Linked DNA regions of Mus musculus: region 1 is linked to region 2. The links are chromatin contacts, found by POLR2A ChIA-PET in ENCODE. All regions are on one chromosome and are shown on one strand. Each heading gives the region's core, a stretch centred on a gene start or an enhancer-like site at or near the end of the contact. The rest is flanking DNA. Distances are from core to core; before and after follow the strand shown.

What was found. ChIA-PET counts read pairs that join two places held with the same protein, here RNA polymerase II (POLR2A).
Region 1: POLR2A ChIA-PET joins it to region 2 with 12 read pairs in embryonic stem cell. The contact joins the promoter of Polg2 here to the enhancer-like site in region 2. POLR2A ChIA-PET finds 5 or more read pairs at or near these places in 5 of 5 experiments (Patski and embryonic stem cell).

What each region holds. Positions count from the first base shown.
Region 1 is chr11:106,777,698-106,781,340 of GRCm38, forward strand. It overlaps Polg2 (polymerase (DNA directed), gamma 2, accessory subunit), which reads right to left and starts at 1,840. Exons shown (of 8, transcript NM_015810.2): 1 at 1,262-1,840. The coding sequence starts at 1,745. It overlaps Ddx5 (DEAD box helicase 5), which reads right to left. Exons shown (of 13, transcript NM_007840.3): 13 at 2,659-3,643.
Region 2 is chr11:106,721,535-106,725,571 of GRCm38, forward strand. It overlaps the pseudogene Gm51950. Among named protein-coding and RNA genes, the nearest start is that of Pecam1, 8.3 kb to the left of the region's middle. Within about 2 kb of position 1,422, at least 1 of the 3 ENCODE cell types and tissues checked has a DNase peak (open chromatin) inside an H3K27ac peak, as active enhancers do.

The DNA.
Region 1 (3,643 bases), core at 590-3,089, 57 kb after region 2:
TACAGACTGATTTCAAGGTAAACTTGAGATAAAGAAATCAGGTTCTCAAAAGAAGAAACAAAAGAACAGTCCAGTATCTTCAGAGAGAGAAAGAAAAAAACCAAGTGTGGGGCAGAGGCCAGCCTGGCCTACAAAGTGAGTTCCAGGACAGTCAGGGCTACAAAGAGAAACCCTGTCTCGAAAAACCAAAAAAAAAATCCTTAAACCTGGAAAGACATCTCAGCTGGTAGAAGCAGCTGCTGCTAAGCCTGAAGTCTTGAGTTCTATCCCCAGGACCCACACGATAGGAGGAGAGAACTGACTTCCATGTTATCCACACTGAACTCAAAATCTCATTTTCAGTCTGCAACTTTGATCTAAAAGACTGAGAGGTAAAAAACAGCTGATGTTTGGGGGACATGGTGAGACTGTTTAATCAATCAATACCAAGAATACAGGATAAAATATACTACAATCTAATTGCATTTATCACCGGCTTGCTTTATTTTGCTTTAAAAATTTAAGGTTACAGTATATACTAATTTTCACAAGCTTGGATTTGTAAGGTGTTGTTAGCTACTCCATACTGCTAAACGGCAGAGGCAGCATTTCCGAATTTGTTATATTTGACTTTAAAGATGTGTATCTCATCTTCTAGCTGACAAGCTAAAAAATTACCTGGCAAAAAACCCCACAAAAAAAAAAAAAACAAAACAAAGCAACAAACCAAAAACAAACAAACAAACAAAAAACACCAAGAAAAACCTGAGTTGCCAGGCAGTGGTGGCGCACGCCTTTAATCCTAGCACTTGGGAGGCAGAGGCAGGCAGATTTCCGAGTTCGAGGCCAGCCTGGTCTATAGAGTGAGTTCCAGGACAGCCAGGGCTACACAGGGAAACTCTGTCTCAAAAAAAAAAAAAAAAAAAAAAAAAAAAAGAAAAACCTGAGTTGATAATTGTATTTAAAACTGGAACAGAGGAAGTCTTTGAAAATGCCTTGGTATCAATGAAAGCATGTGACTGATTTATATAAGGTCCTACCTCTATAGTTTTAGGTTTGCTCGTCAAACTGAATGCTTTACAAATTTCTTCAGGAATGATGCCTCGGACCTTTGCCTCAAGGTGGATCACTCTGATGTTATTAAAAAAAAAAAAAAAAAAAAAAAAAGGAACCTGGTCACTTCTTTGCCTGGAAGCCTAGGGCCGTTGCTGTCTCCAAACTCGTGCAAGACTGCTTTTCCACCCCAAATCTGTTCAGAAGCACGAAACGCGAAGAGCCATACCGTGAAGAAGAGTCGCCCGTAGTTTCCCAGAAGTTTTTAATAAGTTCTCAAGAAATGCCACTAGCTGTTCCTTACTCGGCTCTCTGTCTTGCAAGATTTCGCGTATACTTTCTGGAGAGACTAACCTGAAGGCACTGTCCCTCGGCTGCGAAGAGCCCGGCTCCTGGTGGAGGGAGTCCACCGCGAAGACCTGCTCCCTGAACACCACCATAGAGGACCACCACTGTGAGGCTAGGTTCTTTCGTAACTCTACACCCAAAGGTCCAAAGCGCGCGTGGCACCCGCTCAGCAGAGCAGCCGTGCTGAGCTGCTGCGGCGTCCCGCTGAAAAAGTGCCTCCTCCGGCAGAGGTCTACCAGCGCCTCGCGGGCCACCGCATGCTCGGGGGCGTCAGGCTGCTGCGTCCCATCTGCGGGACCCGCGTACCCGGACAGCCAGCACCTGCAGGCCCTGCGGCAGGCCCTGGCGCCGCCACCGCAGCGCATCGCTTCAGGAGTCGGAACACCAGCACCTCCCGTGCAGAGCCGCAGTTTCAAACCTACACCAGCACCAGGGCCTGGGGTGCAGGCACAGCGGAAATGGACGTGCTGTAGACCACGCCCCCGGAAGAGCGTCACCCGCTGCTGAGCAGCAGCCGCCTTGGGCGTATCCCGGCCTCCGCGGCTGACGCCAGCGTCTGATTGTTTACTACCTTTGGGATTTTCCGTTTGGTAACTCCACCTGCCTCACATTCACTTGTTTAGCTTTTACCACAATCCTGTTACTATAGAGTTAGCATCAGGTTTTCCGAGCTGCCAAACAAAACGAAAAAAACCCCTTCCAAAATGTTGTCCTGGACGGTACTGATGTGAGGCTTAGCGTTCAGTCTCCAAGGGAATGTGTTGTGCACTTTTAGTTTATACTAATGCTGGCAAACATTATCACCAATGGCCACTCCACTCTCTCCCGGGTGTGGCTGGACAGACAGGGTGACCAGGTCTTAAAAAGGGCTTCGGGAATTTATTAACCACCTCCTTAAAAAGAATTTTTTTTTTTTTTTTTAAAGATTTGTGAGTTGCTGTCTTCAGACACACCAGAAGAGGCCATCACTACAGGTGGTTGTGAGGCACCGTATGGTTGCTGGAAGAGCAGTGCTCTTAACCTCTGTACTTCCCTTCTCGTAGAAATCAGTTAATACCTGACTAGGACAAAGGGGTGTTTTTGATACTGGAGTTTGATTATAAGGTGCAGGACTGTTGTGGTAGCTCACTCCTATGTTAACATATGCATAAGGGACAATCTCTGACTTCAAGGCCAGCTTGGCCTATGTATCAAATTCCAGGATAGCTGGAATGGGGAAGGCGGGGGTGCAAAAACCCAGGTAAGAGGCCTCTACGCGAATAAATAAATGAAGAGAATGGGGAGAAAAATCACATTTATTAGTTAAGACAACCACAGGCTGGACACAACACACATGCTAAAAAGTGGACTGTCTTTTAAAACTTCAAAGGTAATTTTTTCCAAGCCCCACAATCATTTCCATAATTATTTACAAAATAAAAGGTCCACATTAAGACATTGAACAGTAAAATATGTAATAAATGCTCCAATCTACACCTATACTTAAAAATCATGAATCTGACTAGCCATGCCATTGAAAACCACTCAGTACTAGAGGATGAACCAGTTTTCAATGTTATCAGCCCTGGAAAACACGCCCAGCTCCCACCCCCAGCACATTCTATTTTGTTTTAACATTTTATAAATAAGGCATTAACAATAAGCCCATTTTAAAAACAAAAAGTTAAATAACTTCCTTTAAGACTTTTGTCCTGGGCAAAAAACACACCAATTTTTTGGGAAGACATTTAGACCTACTTATAGCCATTCTGAAACAAAGCTGTTTGCTGGTGATCCTACTTAAATCTAAAGCTTTCCCCCCAATCCTTCTAGCTGTTAAGCCCATAGTGAACCTAACCCGAAAACTTTACTGTGCTTTTGGTTATGTCGTCTTCCTTGTGACTAGCCTACAAGACCCCTAAAATCCCCTGAAATAATGTGGAGACATTCCTGACTTCCAGGTGTGGCTATAAGCACTCTGGCAAGTCCTCGAGGACTAGGAACCTACAAGGTAATCCTGCACTAAAGACACAGTGCACACAGCTCTTGGGCTAACAGTCTTTCAGCTTCGCACATTTCGGCAGTTGACAACAAAACCAAGAGATGGAATAAAATTTTGATAAAGCAAAAATGTCATTACTTAAAACTGTTTTGCAAAAGAAATCAACATGTATTTATATAGTTACTGTCCTGTAGTTCACTCTTAAGGAAAATAGGCTATTAAATGACTTACTTCCCTGATACTGAAAAATGACAAAGCTTTTATCCAATAAATCTGGAATTA
Region 2 (4,037 bases), core at 172-2,671:
CTCAGAAATCCTCCTGCCTCTGCCTCCCAAGTGCTGGGACTAAAGGCATGCACCACCACCACCTGGTCTGTAATTCTCCAATACCCTCACACAGACACACATCCAGGCTAAACACCAATAAACATAAAATAAAAGTAAATTAATTTTAAAAATAAGGGAAGAGGTAGAAGTGGGGTTTTTTGTTTTATTTTTTAATATTTATTTATTTATTTATTTATTTTAATGTTTTGCACCAATTCATCTGCCCCCGAGTGTTGGTTTGTTTGTTTTTAAGACGGGGGGGGGGGGGGGGGGGGGGAGGGTGTTTCATCTATCTCAAGTTGGCCTTGAACTTGTCATGTAACTAAAATATCTTTGAACTCCTGATTTTTCTACCCCTACCTCCAAAAGTGCACCAGCACATTCAACATTTCTTCTTTTCTTTTTAAAAGATTTATATATTTTTATACTACATATATGTGTTTTGCATTTGTGTAGAATGCATATCACATATGTGCCTTGTGCCTGAAAGAAGCCAGAAGAAGGCATTGGATTCCCCAGATTAGAACTCCAGGGAGTTGTGAGCTACCCTGTGGGGGCTGGGTCCCCAGCAAAAGCAGAAAATATTTTTTTTAAGATTTATTTATTTATTTTATGTATATGAGTACACTGTCACTATCTTCAGAAAAGGGCATCAGATCCCAATACAGATGGCCATGAGCCACCATGTAGTTGCTAAGAATTGAACTCAGGACCTCAGGAAGAGCAGTTGGTGCTCTTAAGAGCTGAGCCATCAGCTGGGCATGGTGGCGCAAGCCTTTAGTCCCAGCACTTGGGAGGCAGAGGCTGGCAGATTTCTGAGTTCAAGGCCAGCCTGGTCTACAGAGTGAGTTCCAGGACAGCCAGGGCTACACAGAGAAACCCTGTCTCGAGAAAAAAAAAAAAAAAAAAAAAAGAGCTGAGCCATCTCTCCAGCCCCGCAACAAATATTCTTAACCAATCTCTGGGCCCTCACACCAGCATTTCTCTTTTCAATAACTCTATGGTATTCCATATGGTAGCCCAAGGGACTAACCCTGACACACGATACACATAGGGTAGCATCCCATAGGATGGGGATAGGGGCTTCACATTTTTAGGACAACTCAGCCTCCCACAGAGAGCACCACAATTCACATTATAGATGGGCAATTAAGGGCCAGCGGGTGATTACAGATGGCTCCTAGCTCCTGTCTTATAAAAGCCAACTAATTTGAAAGTCAACAATAACTGAACTTCCTGGGTTGACATCAGCCGTCCTCAGGACCTCTTGGGGGTGAAGCCTGACTCCGGAATACCTTTACACAGAAATACCAGACCTTCCCAGGGCTGAAGTCATCTGTTTCCCAATAGCATTTCTCTCTCAAGTCAGACAGCACTGGGTGAGGCTGGAGACTTCGAGGGGCCAGGGTGTTTCTCCAGGACAGGCCTGGAGCCAGAGGTGTAGGGAGGAAGCCATGGGACATGGAGTGGCTCTGGGCTGGGCCCCGGGAAAGAGACTGCCCTGTCCTCCAGAGCTTTGTGGGAGGTCGGTTCATCGGTAGATCTTTCCATGCTGAGTCATAGCTTACAGACTGAGATCCTGCTGGGCGGGGTGGGGGGTGGGGGGTGTGGGGTGTGGGGGAGGGGAGGCCCAAAGTAGGGAGGTTCCTTCTCTCACTCACGTGTTCTCTCTGTCTCTTTCTCTCCACCTTCACCTCTGTACTAGATAAGACAATGGCATCTGCTTAAGGACATTGCCTTGGCAGCTCTTTGCCTGTTTAGTCAGTTGCTGCTGTATTTATCTCCACAGGTTCTCCTTAGTCCTGACTACTACAGAGCATCTTCTGGTCCTCCCGCCTGCACTTCCAGTGTGGTGGTGCCTGGCTCCTAATGAATTTCTTTGACAATTGATTCTATCTCTGTTTTCTCCCTTCTGGCTTTAAGTCATCCTCAAATCTAATCTCTGAACCATCAGAACCCTCATTAATAAACTACTCAACAGAAGCATAAAGAGACCTCAGTGACACTCTACCAGAGACTTGTCCCAGGCTAAACTTAAACAAACACAATTCTTTTGTTCCCCTAGGTATCTAAAGACAGTGCCTTTCGTAAACCAGGCTGGCCTCAAACTCACTATGGAGAGGACGATGATTTTAAAGGTCTGTTCCTCCTGACTCCACAAGAGCTGAGATTGCACGGGTGAACCGCCACGCCAGTTTGCAGGATGTTTTGGATGGAACGCAGGACGCTGTGCATGCTAGGGGTTTCGCGCATGCGTGGAGCATCTTTCATGATAGGATTAACTGAGCAACATCGCCAGCTCCTTCCTTCGTCAGAATGCTTCTGAAACATAGTTCAGCTGTGGCATGGCTTCGTTTTCCACACACTTCTCCAGAATAGGGTTCCTCAGGAGAGTATACTGCCTAGTGTGTGTGTCTGTGCACTGCATGTAGTGTTTGCACACAGGAAGACTCATCGGCACAGGCACTTGTGGAGACCAGAGCTTGACTTCGGGATGACTTTCTCCACCCTTATGTTCTGAGACAGGATCTCTCACTGAACCCTAAGCTTGCCATTTTGGCTACCTTGTCTGGCTAGTGAACCCCCTGGGATTTGCCTGTCTCTGCTTCACAAGCTCCCGGGGTTACAAACAGGTGACACTGCGGTACAACCAATTTATGTTTATCCCTGACTAGCTTACAAATGAGACTCAGGCTATGGTTCTTTTATTTGGCCTTGACAGTTACTGAAGGGTCTACTTTTCTATCTGCTGGTCTGGCTACCTCCCTAGCGGCGCTCCCCAAATACCTGCTGTTTCTCCCGGCCACGTGCTCACCGCTCACCGTACCTCTCCTCTCAAGGTGCCTTCTCCTCTCCCACCTCAAGGTTTCTCCTCTTCCCCTTGCTCCTCCACCCCACAACCAGGTCACTCAAAAAACCCACCTACCTCTAATCCCTCCAGTAATTGGCTGCAATCAATTTTATTTAACCAGTAGTTTTAAATCAAGGAATAAGGTTTGCACAACAAAAGCTTGTAACCTTGAGAGAATTCACTTGTGGGTCTAGACCTCTGGGTACAGAATTTAGCATTACAATACAGAGCAACAGATCTGACCTTAAAAAGACCCCACACCAGCTTTTATCTAAGTTCTGAGGATCCGAACTCAGAGCCTGAAGCCCCTGGTTTGCCTGACTGCTCTCAGAGTAACTTCCTCTGCAGCGCACATTTTACAGCGAAGCTTCAGTTACAGTAAAACCACCTGGCCTTGTTAACTCCATAAAAGACCTGCTAAAGATAAGATTAAGGGCTTACAGGCCAAAATAACTTTTCTGGCTTACTTTTATCTAATTCCTGGGGTGTCTGAGAGCCCCCTAATTCCTGCTAGCACCTTTATTTGGAGACTTTTGGACTATTGGACAGGGCGCCTTATTATCTGAGGTAGTCCAAACATACCCTAAGGCCCCTCCGGTTTTAAAGACCGACCGTGTCTCTTATGGCCAACTGTGACGTCATCACGGCTACTCCTAGCTAAAGTGAACTTTTTTTTTTTCAAGACAGGGTTTCTCTGTGTAGCCCTGGCTATCCTAGAACTCACTCTGTAGACCAGGCTGGCCTCAAACTCAGAAATCTGCCTGCCTCTGCCTCCCAAGTGCTGGGATCAAAGGCGTGCGCCACCACCGCACAGCCTAAGGTGAACCTTTTAAAGAAGAATGTAAAGCTCCAAGACTATACTTTCAGGGATCATTTCTATAGTTCGTTACTAGAGAAGTTTCTCTGACTGTGTAGAGCACCCGAAATCATGAGGAGGAGCTCTCCTGAGCGTGAAGCCCCCTCAACAGCTAAATGTTTTTCACAGAGGTTTCAAGGGAAAAATTATTATGCTTGTCCCTCAGCCACTAGTACCAACTGCAGTGACCAAAACCAGTATTGGCAAACAAACAAACAAACAAACAAAAAAGGAACATTTAACAAACAAACAAAAAAAGGAACATTTAACAAACAAACAAAAAAAACCAAAACAAAACAAAAAAAGGAA